Linked DNA regions of Homo sapiens: region 1 is linked to region 2. A link is a contact called in ENCODE Hi-C or POLR2A ChIA-PET data. All regions are on one chromosome and are shown on one strand. Each heading gives the region's core, a stretch centred on a gene start or an enhancer-like site at or near the end of the contact. The rest is flanking DNA. Distances are from core to core; before and after follow the strand shown.

Region 1 (6,154 bases), core at 3,189-5,688, 280 kb after region 2:
CCCTGAGCTCTTGCCTTTCCATTATATGAATGAACTGTGCTGGACTATTTAGAATTGTTTCCACCAATTTAAGAATATAATAGTAGTGTGCTTAAATGGACATTTTGTTTTAGAAATTTTTTTAACTAGAAATAGTCTCCCAACTCTTTAAATTTTTTAATATTATACTATAAATGATAAAATAAAATACATATTTAATAAAATGAAAATATGTAAAAATATAAACTCTTTAAGGATATCAGTAGTTTCAGGGGCTTGGCCTTTCACAACTGGGCAAGTCTCACAAATTTAATTTGTTTGTTAACAAACAAATTTAATAAAATCAAACACTATATAGTTATGTTATATTTTTATTATTTTGAGATAAGGTTTCACTCTTTTCCCAGGCTGGAGTGCAGTGGTGCGATCATGGCTGACTGCAGCCTCCACCTCCCAGGCACAAATGATCCTCCCACCTTGGCCTCCCAAATAGCTGGGACTACAGGTGTGTGCCACTATGCCTGGTTAACTTTTAAATTTTTTGTAAAGATTGGGTATCACTATGTTGCCCAGGCTGGTCTCAAACTTCCGGGCTCAAATGACCCTCCTGCCAAAGAAGCCTCCCAAAGTGCTAGGATTACAGCAACTGCACCTGGCCTTATGTTATTATTAAAAGGAATCCACTATGAACATGATTTTTTGCCCATTTGGCTCACTTAGGAAGCATTTTTAAAGTCTTGATGCCTGCAACCACTCCAGAACAATTAAATTGGAACCTCTGGGGGTCTGGCATCCAGGAATCCAGACTGTTTAAGGCTCTCCGGGTGCTGGCAGTGTGCACAGCCAGGGTTGAGAATCAGAAGCAGTACATTTGCAGCCTATCAGGTCTGTACCTGAATATGTGGAGTGAGTAGAATGTGTGGAGTGAGCAGAATGTGTGGAGTGAGTGTGGGGCAATTGTGTGGGTAAGTACACAGATACTCTGTCACATACAGTGGCCTGATGGCTTAAAACAAAACAAACGGCCAGGTGCGGTGGCTCACGCCTGTAATCCCAACACTTTGGGAGCCCGAGGCGGGTGGATCACGAGGTCAGGAGATCGAGACCATCCTGGCTAACACGGTGAAACCATGTCTCTACTAAAAATACAAAAAATTAGCCGGGCATGGTGGCGGGTGCCCGTAGTCCCAGCTACTAGGGAGGCTGAGGCAGGAGAATGGCATGAACCCGGGAGGCGGAGCTTGCAATGAGCCGAGATCGTGCCACTGCACTCCAGCCTGGGCGACAGAGCGAGACACGGTCTCAAAAAACAAACAAACAAACAAACAAACTATTCAAACCCTTGCTTTGATGGCAGTTATTATTTGTTTTGTTGTTTGGTTTTGAACATTGATAATCTTGCTAGTGGTAACCTTTGTAACTCGAAGCATCAGTATCAGCCAAGATTGCATGCATTCAGAGACAAGTGAGAGACCAGCCATCAAATGAGGAATCAACAAATCATGGCCTACTTTTCTCATGTAACAAGAAGTTCAAAAGTGGAGAGACCAGGCTACAGCAAGGAAGAACCAAGCTCCTTCTCTCTAAGCAGCCATCCTCAGTATGAGGCTTTCATTCTCTAGGCTGTGAGATGGGTGCCGAGCCTCTCGGCATCAGTCTATGTTGAAGGAAGGAAGCCTTTGTCCTTATGAGCAGGCTGTGCCTTTTTGGTAGGAAGGGAAGCTCTGCCTTCACCTCCCTCCCGCCCATCAGGTACTTCTGCTTACGTATCTTTGGTCAGAATTCTGTCACATGGCTACCCCTAGCTACAAGGTAAGGTAAGCTGGAATTTTTTTTTTTTTTTTTTTTTTTTTTTAGCAATTCTTTTCCCAGTCTTTCTAGAGGAAGGCAAGGCAGAAGGGGTTTGGGATGGACGCTGAATGAACCAAACTATAGTTTTTTTCACATTTGAGGGCAATGAAATCATAGTCTTGAAAACCAAGGACCAGGCGATAGCCTTTTCACCCTGTGACTAGACAGGTCCCTGAGGGCACGGCTGATGTGGCCAATCTTCTGTAAATGCAAAGGTGCTTATGGCCCTAGAGCTTCAGCTCTAAGACATGAAAGTGAAGGTTCCTCCAGAATCACACACGTGCATTATTCAGCGCAAAGATCTGTGGTTTGGTGATTCTTCTTCTCCTTTCATAAGGTGAGAGGCAGCAGTTGGGGTGAATTTCCCCAGGAATGGTGGGAGATGTGGGCCTAGATCCTCCCGCTGCTTGGGAAGAGTCGTACTTTTCAGTTGGAAGCCTGCTCCAGGAATGGCGGGCTCCACCCTCTGCATGTGACGTACAGGGGCTGGTAACTGATGGAGCCTGAACATATATCTGGGTGTGAGGGATAAGCTTCGAACGCCACTTAAGTGTAGGTGGGAGCCAAAAGGTCACCCTGCCAATACATGATTACATGTCCTGTTGAGGAGAAAATACACAGGGACTATTTTCACCCTTCTGGAAATTGTGATTAGAAAATGCAAGGAGAAGGCCAAGACACTAAACTGGAGCTGGTAGGGAGGAAGCCTCAGCCCTGCTCAGGGTGCCTGGACAGTCCCCACCAGGGCCCAGCTAGGAAATGCCAGCCTTGTCCTTGGTCTTCGTCCCTAATGGCTCCCGGCGGGTGAGGGAACTGCCTGGGGATTCCCCATCGTTGAAGCGCTCTGTGAGTGACCCCCTCCTAAGCCCCTCCAGTAGGGGATTTCCCAGAATGTTCCCACGCCCCCAGGAAGCCTCTTCCTTAGCCACCCCCAAGCTGCTTGCGGTTCATGGTAGAGGTAGGTGGCATCAAATGACCCCACAGGTGAGGGATTTGCCTGAGGTGGGAAAAGAGGGAAGATAAAATTGGAAAGCCACCGGGGCTGAGGAATTATCTCATAGGAGAGAACTGTCAAACAGTATAACGTTTAAACAGACTTTAAAGGCAAGAAAGGATGGAGGGCACAGACTCTGAAGCCAGAGTGCCTCAATTCAAGTACCGGTGCTGCAACTTCCAAGCTGCGTGATCTTGAGCCAGTGACTTAACTTCTCTGTTCCTCTGTTTTTCCTCTTCTGTAAAACGGAGATAATATTTTCTACCACACAAGTTTGTTGAAAATATCAAATGTAATGATAACCATAAAATACTTAAAAGAGTGATTGGCACACGGAAGTATTCAATAAATGTTAGTTATTGGCCAGGCATGGATGATTCACGCCTGAAATCCCAGAACTTTGGGAGGCTGAGGCAGGCGGATCACTTGCGGTCAGAAGTTCAAAACCAGCCTGGCCAACATGGTGAAACCCCGTCTCTACTAGAAATACAAAAAGTTAGCCAAGTGTATTGGCGGGCACCTGTAACCCCAGCTACCCAGAAGGCTGAGGTGGGGAGAATTGCTTGAACCAGGGAGGCAGAGGTTGCGGTGAGCTGAGATTGCACCACTGCACTCCCAGTCTGGGCAACAGAGAGAGACTCTGTCTCAAAAATTAAATAAACAAATAAATGATAGTTAAGTTAACCTAGGCTATTTTTTTAAAAAAATTTTGGTTTCTATCCACCTTTTTCGTATAAATTGAGCCAGGTTACACCTTAGACCTATTAGATCAGAATCAGGCATCAGGATTGCTAAAGCTCCCCAGGGGACCCCAGTGTGTGGATGAGGTTGAGAATCATTGTTTTGGTCCAGTCTTTCCATTTTAAAGTGAGGCAACTGGAGCTGAATAGGGAAATCGAGTCACTGAGGATCACCCAGCCAGGACCAGGGCCCAAGTTCCTATTCCCATTTACCGCTGATGGAGCTCACCGTGGTCATGAGTTCAGGACCTGGCTCTGTGTCTGGAGGAAGGTCTGGCCTCGAGTCAGCCCTTGTCCAGAATATCTGGCCAGGTGACCCCCTCTCCATGCAGCCCAGGAGGCAGATGGTCAGCTCTATGATTGGAAGAATGTGAGTGACTCAGGGATCTTGTGTTGTGTTGTGTTGTGTGTGGGTCACCAAAACCGAGACCCAGCTTTCTCCTGGGAGACAACAGGGTAGCCAAGGACTTATTTTTTTGTTTTGTTTTGTTTTGTTTTTTGAGACAGAGTCTTGCTGGGTTGCCCAGGCTGAACTACAATGGTAAAATCTTGGCTCACTGCAACTTCTGCCTCCCAGGTTCAAGTGATTCTCCTGCCTCAGCCTCCGGAGTTGCTGGGACTACAGGCATGCGCCACCACGCCCGGCTAATTTTTGTATTTTTTGTAGAGACAGGGCTTCACCATGCTGGCCAGGCTGGTCTTGAATTCCTGACCTCAAGTGATCTGCCCACCTCAGCCTCCCAAAGTGCTGGGATTACAGGCGTGAGCCACAGCACCTGGCCAACTTTCTAGTGTTCTCGGGAGACCTTTGCCCACTCAAGTCTCCAGTCTCTCGGGGGAAGCAGTCAGTGTGAGAGAAGGAACACAGGGCCCCGAGCCAAGCCCTGCTCTGCGCCTCCCTCGCGGGCAATGAGTCTTTGCATCAAACACTCAAAGTTTCTGAACTTCTGAGAAAACAAGTGCCTTGAGGTGAATCCTATAGCACAGCTGTCACCAGCCTGTGGTCATTTTGGAGGGTATGTGGCATAGGTTTGTCCCAGGGTCTCAGTTGTCCTCATCTGTAGAGTGGGGATAATAACAGCTGACCTTCCCTATCCCACACAGAGCGTTATTGTGAGGAGTCTGATGGACCTGGATGAATTCTGAATAGGAGAAAGATGGGTACATGGATGCCCAAATGCAGGCTCACCCCCACCCCTCTCAGTAGCAGAAGACATGCATATGGGAGAAGCTGCATTTCCTCCCAGCCTCACTGTGCTCTAGGTGTCCAGCCCTCATTGTTAGGGGATGTCACTGTTGTACCTCTGGATAAACAGCTGCTCTCATGCCACCTTTGCCAGTTGTCCCTTCAGCTGGGCGAGCCCTTTCCAGGGCATGACTGCCCCAAGGAGGGCCAGAGGGGACTGGGCAATAGCAGGGACATGGAGGGACGAGGCCCCAGATCAGCCACTTCCTCCTGCAAGGGAAGTCAAACCCTTTCTCTCATAAGTGTCAGGCTGGCTGCACGGTCCCTGGGCTGGCAGGGCAGGTTTCTTGGGGGCCCTAGCAGGAAGCACTCTTGCTTCCCAAGGTAAAGACAAGTTTCTTATCACTGGCGGTGGTTTTCTGGTTAGAGGCAGCAGGCAGCGGTTACAAACTTTGCCTAGAGCTCTGGGATCTGCAAGCCAGGGAGGGGGAGGCAGACGACAGAGCTAGAGTGAGCTCAGCAGAGCTTGCTTAGGGAGGAAGGACCCGCTGTCACTTCCCGAAAGCTGGGCCAGCCTCTAGGCGGGGAGAAGGTCAGAGTGGCCCTCCCTTCTGCCTCGGGGTTTGCCCAGGCTCTTCAGAGCACAGAATTTACAGTAAATGTTGTCACCAGTGGAAACTCTCAGAGGGGGCGAAGAAAAGGGCTAGAGGAAGGAGCCAGGACTCCCGGCCCCCAGTTCCCGTCTTACCAACACCCCCTAGTCTCATCGTGTTGCTTGATCTTACCTTTCGGTAAAGAGGGGATGCCCTCCTTCTGGGATGTGCCAGGAAATACCCAAATGGTAAAATGAATGAGCCGGCCACACCTTGCAGAAGGCAGGGCTGTGACTCCATCATCGTGGCTCTTGATAACTCCTCTGCCCCGTTTTAGAGGGGCTTCCTTTGTACTGACCTTGGCACACTTTCTAGCTCAGAGCCCCATTCAAGAAATGCCAGGTTGAGGCTGAGCATGCTTGTGTCTGTCCTTCACAGATGATGGAACCTGGCTTGATGAGCAAGGCCATGTTGGTATATGCTTCTCTGCCATTTAGAAAGACCCCCCCCAGGATGTGGGGTTTAAGATGATTGACAGTATAACCGATTAACCTCATTAGCCTACAGCTCATGCACCTGATGGATTCGTTAGGGCAAATTTTATTTTATTATTTTATTTTATTTTTTGAGAGAGGACCTCACTCCATCAGTGAGGCTGGAGTGCAGTGGCATGATCATGGCTCACTGCAGCCTCCAACCCCTGGTGCTCCATAGCTAATTTTCTTTTATTTTTATTATTGTAGATACTGGGTCTCAATAATGTTGCACAGGCTGGTCTTAAACTCCTGGGCTCTCAGGAGGTAGAGGTTGC
Region 2 (5,269 bases), core at 2,572-5,071:
CCAATGAGGAAATATAGGCTAGTCCCAGAAGGCAGGGATGAATTTGTGTTCTTTGTGGTGTCAGCACCTTTTCATGAAGCTCTAGCAGATCTCACAATCTTCCCTTCTTTAAAAAAAAAAAGAAAAAGAAAAAAGTTTGGAAAAGGGGGCTAGAGTCTCCCTATGGAAAAGAAAGCTCGTGGAATGATCCAAGTGGAGGTTTTCCATGCATTCCATGGCATCATTGGAGATGTCCTGGCTCTGTACTTACTTAACTACTTGAATCTCAGTTTCTTCCGTTGTAAAAGTGGGCACATGAAGACCTAGTTCTCATGGATATTAACAGGATAAAACGAGATAACACATAGAGTACTCTCAAGTACTCTACATAGTCCTAGCATATCAAAAGTATTAGATAAATCTTGCCTTTATTTTCTCCTTCTCATACACTGTGTCAGTGGCTTGCTGGGTCCTTGATTAGCCTGAAGGACTGAAAGAGAGACCTCAAGAGAGAGAATGGCAAAGTAAATACGACCATCTTATTCGAACTTAACTCTGCGTTTCAAGTAGGGAGATAAGAAGGACTGCTGTTCCACTTCTTTTCTAGATGACAAGATGGGTTATTTTTATTTTTTATTTTTGAGACAGTTTCGCTCTTGTTGCCCAGGCTGGAGTGCAACGGCATGATCTTGGCTCACCGCAACCTCTGCCTCCCGGGTTCAAGTGATTCTCCTGCCTCAGCCTCCCTAGTAGCTGGGATTACAGGCATGCGCCACCATGCTTGGCTAATTTTGTATTTTTAGTAGAGACGGGGTTTCACCATGTTGGTCAGGCTGGTCTCGAACTCCTGACCTCAGGTGATCCGCCTGCCTTAGCCTCCCAAAGTACTGGGATTACAGGCAAGAGCTACCATGCCAGGCCTAAAATGGGTTATTTCTGTGCCTAGAGGTAAATTGCATCAGTGCTTTCCCATCTGAAACAAAACACAAACCACTTCATTTCCATGTCAAAAACTGATTCAATCTAATCTACCCATAAATCAGGCTTTCTCATTAACCTGAATTTGAAGTTTCTCTCTTTTCCAGCTGCTTTTATGCTCTAGGTGGAGTTTAGAAAAGAGAAGTCTAGCTTAACCATTCGTTGACAGAAAAAAGTAGAAATTGTCATTTCTTCCCTGAAAATACCAGAATTAGTAAATTGCTACCTTGCCCATAATCCTGTAATAAGCAGAATCTGCATTATGGTTGGATATATAGCATGAATCTCAACTACTATCTGGGTTTTTGTTTTTATTTTTATTTATTTATTTATTTTTGAGACTGAGTCTCACTTTGTTGCCCAGGATGGAGTACAGTGGCGCAATCTCGGCTCACTGCAACCTCGGCCTCCCAGGTTCAAGTGATTCTCCTACCTCAGCCTCTTAAGTAGCTGGGATTACAGGTGTGCGCCACCACGCCCGGCTAAATTTTTTGTATTTTTAGTAGAGACGGGTTTTCACTATGTTGGCCAGGCTGGTCTCGAACTCCTGACCTTAGGTGATCCACCCGCCTCAGCCTCGCAAAGTGTTGGGATTACAGGCGTAAGCCACTGCGCCCGGCCAATATTTTTTTCTTTTTTCTTTTCTCCTTTTTTTTTTTTCTTTTTTTGAGTCAGAGTCTGTCGCCCAGCCTGGAGGGCAGTGGTGGGATCTTGGCTCACTGCAATCTCTGCCTTCCAGGCTCAAGCAATTCTCCTGCCTCAGCCTCCTGAGTAGCTGGGACTACAGGCCTGCACTACCACACCTGGCTAACTTTTGTATTTTTAGGAGACAGGGTTTCACCATGTTGGCCAGGCTGGTCTCGAACTCCTGGCTTCAAGTGATTCGCCTGCCTCCCAAAGTGATGGGATTACAGGCGTGAGCCACTGTGCCCGGCCAGGGTTTTTTTTTCCTGAAGGGCTGATCATGGCTTTGTTCCACTCACTGTGCCCTTCTTCCTCTGCTTGGAACTGGACAGAAGTTCCAATAAGCTACTGTCTTCTATTAAGTAAGGACCAGACATGAAAAACTTTATGGTGGGGATGAGTGGATGGGGCAAGGGTTTGGGGAGCAATGATCAACTGGGTAAAATCCTGGGGAGTGGCAATTGAGTGGGAAGGGAGTCAAGAAGTGTTTAGGGAAGGATGTCGGGGAAGTGAGTAATAGGTAGGTCAGAGGATGGAGCAAGGGAATGTTGAAAGGCAACGGATATGCTCTGTGGACAGGTGGCAAAATATCTGAATGGGGGCCCAGGGAGGGCTACTATGGAGTAACAGGGAAGGGACCCTGAGGTGCTGATTTCTCAGAGATAGACAATGGGATTGGATATGTGTTGGTGGAGGAATGCAGAAAGCCCAGGCCAACTCCGAATGCCATTCATTTACATGAAATCCCTCTTTATGCCTCCACCATCTGCAACAGACTATGTGCTCACCCAAATGGCTTGCTTTTAATTCCAGCAAATAATATCCCCTCTGCTTTCCCCCAAATACAAAAGACACCATTTAAATTCAGCCAGGATGGAAGATCATGATATTTGGAGAAAATTCAAAGTCTGGGCCGCTCAGCTGTGCCTTATCATTCAAAAGTTACATTTTGTTCAGGTTGGCTGGCTTCACATGGTCATCTCAACTTTTCACTCCTGTTTCTTTCTTCTTTTTTTTTGAGACAGAGTCTCGCTCTGTCGCCCAGGCTGGAGTGTGCAGTGGCGCGATCTTGACTCACTGCAACCTCCGCCTCCTGGTTTCAAGCGATCCTCCTGCCTCACCCTCCCGAGTAGCTGGGATTACAGGCGCCCGCCACCAAGCCTGGCTAATTTTTATTTTTATTTTTTATTTTTTAATTAGAGAGGAGGTTTCGCCATGTTGCCCAGGCTGGTCTTGAACTCCTGACTTCAGGTGATCCACCTGCCTCAGCTGCCCAAAGTGCTGGGATTATAGGCCTGAGCCACCCTGCCTGGCCCTCTCCTCTGTTTCTTGACCTGGTTTTGTTTACAATTTGTTGCTGCAATCTTCCTATAACTGTTTCCAGAGTTGTGTGACGAAAAGGGAGGCTGGCACGCAGAGAGATTTCTCACACTCTGTTGGCTTGTGCAGTTGAGACAAAATTAAGCAATGTAGAAATTTAAGCTTCAGTTTTTAATGACCTAGGTTTTTCCAGGCCTTCCCATTTTGGAGTATCACAGTACTCAGGGATTTCTGAGTTTTCTCTCCCTTCCAGAGGAACTATTCTTGAATGGGATTATTAAGCACCCCTTCCTCAATTCTTCAACAAAGCTCCGAGGAATGAATGTCTCAAGTTCTGCTGCTTTTAAAGTATAAAAGATAAATTCAAAGTTCCTTATGCTTCTCCTTTCTGGGAGAATTCTGGGTTTTACTCCAACAGTGGGAAAGTTTTCTAAGCTGGTTTTGCTCCTGTCTCATGGGCAAGGCAGTTTGGTCGGTGGCTGTTCTGTGGGCTGCTGTCTGGAGGAGACGGTCGGTGGAGACGGTCGGTCGGGGAGGTCACCCTGACAATTATGGCCAACTGACGGTGGAGGGAGTGGTCTCGGTTTGGCCCTCAGTCTGGAGTCACAGTCTGGATTCACAGGCAGCGCAGAGAGATGTTGGCTCAGGACCTGAGGCTGAGGCGTGCTGGGACAGCCTAGGGGGTGTCCTGGCTTTCCAGGGGCTGGGGAACCCTCTCTGGCCCGGGGGCGGGAGAAGCTGTTCCAGAATCGGTTCTGGCTCCACTGCCACCTCAGCACTTTCTAATTGCAGCTCCAAACAGCCGCAGCTGCAGTCATAGCAACAGGCCCCGCCCACCGGGCTTCGCTCCTGGCGTCCAGCACGTGACGGCGACGCCTGCGTCGCTCCCTCAGCCCCTGGCGCTAAGGGAGGCGGGGAAGTGTGGGGGGATGACGTTTACTCTGTCGTCTCCATGGATATAATGCATAGACGTCAACGTCGCCAGTGTTTGGTGTGTAACGTTCTTCCGTCTCCATGGGAACGTCAGGCGGCCAAACACCGGGCCCCAGCAACAGGCTTCTGATTGGCCCGAGGCTTCCAAAGGCGGAGCTTCGTCTCCCGCGCCCGCTCGACTGTGTTGCTGTTTTGGTTGTTGTCTCCCACTTGTTTATTTCTCTAACAGATCCTGGAGGCTGAGGTCTAGATCGGTCGCCAAGGATGGGATCCAGGAGAAAACGTGCTGAACGTGCAGCTTGCTCCTACCGATTACAGCCCAGCAGATGACATAGTTCCACTGTGCTCTAGTCCATTGTGGGAATTATGGCCCTCATGCCCGGCGTCTGTCACAACCCAATATTTGGTGTTATAACCCCTGCTCCCACCCCCCAGCACATCTCAGAAGTGCCGTTACCCTCTCAGTCACATCCCAGAAACTGTGTTGCCTTCACGGTTACTCTTGTTTATGCTTGAGAGCACTCGGAGGCCTTTCCATATCTAAAGCCTGCATTCAGTGCTACCCCCTGCAGGATTTGGATACATTTCCCCGTCTGGTCCTAATTCTGTTGAATGACATCATTTATCCGTATTCCCACCCAGAGATGGGCAGATTTCTTGTAACCTGAATAGATACCAAAGAATCCCAAAGGACCTGGGTGGGTACTTCTATTTATGGGCTCATTGGATCTTATTCTTTCCTCTCCGCCTGTTTTAATTCAAATCGGGGGGACCATTTGATTTCTCCAATAGAAACAGAAAGAAATTGAAGACAGAGATGAACACAGATCAAGAGCCCAGGTTTCTTGATATCTAATACTAATATACTGATGGAGTTAAACATTCCAAGGTACGAATGTGTCCAGAAACAGTTTTAACCTTACCCTGGGTTTCCATCAGTGAAACCAAGTTAACATCTGGCAAAAGATAGCGATCTAGCCTCAGGGGTTTCAGTCAAGTTGCGCTTAAAAGAATGCCTTAAAATCTGTAGTTATGGTGTCAAATATAATAAATCTTCACCAGCTCATGCACGTACAAGTCTGAAATGTTTCATAAAAGGTTTAGATGACCTGATAACATGTTTCTAAAACCCAGAGAGAAAGAGAGAGACTGATACAAACGTCAAGTTAAAAACAAGAAAGTAAAATTAGTTTCATAGATTGGGGTTGATAAGGGGAATCTCTGTCCTCTATGCTCTAATCTTAGCCCACTACCTCCTTTCCTCTATCTCCTCTGGTGGATATGCTTGCTATCTGTCCTCCCCTCCGACTCTTTGGCTAGCCTTATAGCCTATAATTTCCTTCAGAGATGTAGTGAAATTAAATGAAATTAAGAG

The links. Hi-C counts contacts between places; a loop is a spot of excess contacts on that map. ChIA-PET counts read pairs that join two places held with the same protein, here RNA polymerase II (POLR2A). Pooled maps may share reads with other maps.
Region 1: a pooled map shows a loop between it and region 2 (4-fold over the local background). The contact joins two enhancer-like sites. A Hi-C loop is called at or near these places in 1 of 168 maps with a recorded cell type or tissue (naive thymus-derived CD4-positive, alpha-beta T cell), 1 of 37 single-sample maps with no recorded cell type and 11 of 50 pooled maps. POLR2A ChIA-PET finds 5 or more read pairs at or near these places in 4 of 52 experiments (H1, PC-9, T-cell and 1 more).

The regions. Positions count from the first base shown.
Region 1 is chr14:75,537,618-75,543,771 of GRCh38, forward strand. All of the region lies in intron 2 of BATF (basic leucine zipper ATF-like transcription factor), which reads left to right. Among named protein-coding and RNA genes, the nearest start is that of BATF, 18 kb to the left of the region's middle. RefSeq lists a silencer at 1,023-1,237 and enhancers at 1,468-1,517, 1,588-1,647, 1,938-1,987. Within about 2 kb of position 4,439, at least 24 of the 41 ENCODE cell types and tissues checked have a DNase peak (open chromatin) inside an H3K27ac peak, as active enhancers do; they include PC-9, where a contact is called at or near this core.
Region 2 is chr14:75,255,255-75,260,523 of GRCh38, forward strand. No RefSeq gene overlaps it. Among named protein-coding and RNA genes, the nearest start is that of FOS, 21 kb to the right of the region's middle. RefSeq lists enhancers at 1,626-1,795, 1,690-2,189, 2,467-5,041, 2,889-3,867, 4,048-4,307. Within about 2 kb of position 3,822, at least 37 of the 41 ENCODE cell types and tissues checked have a DNase peak (open chromatin) inside an H3K27ac peak, as active enhancers do; they include PC-9, where a contact is called at or near this core.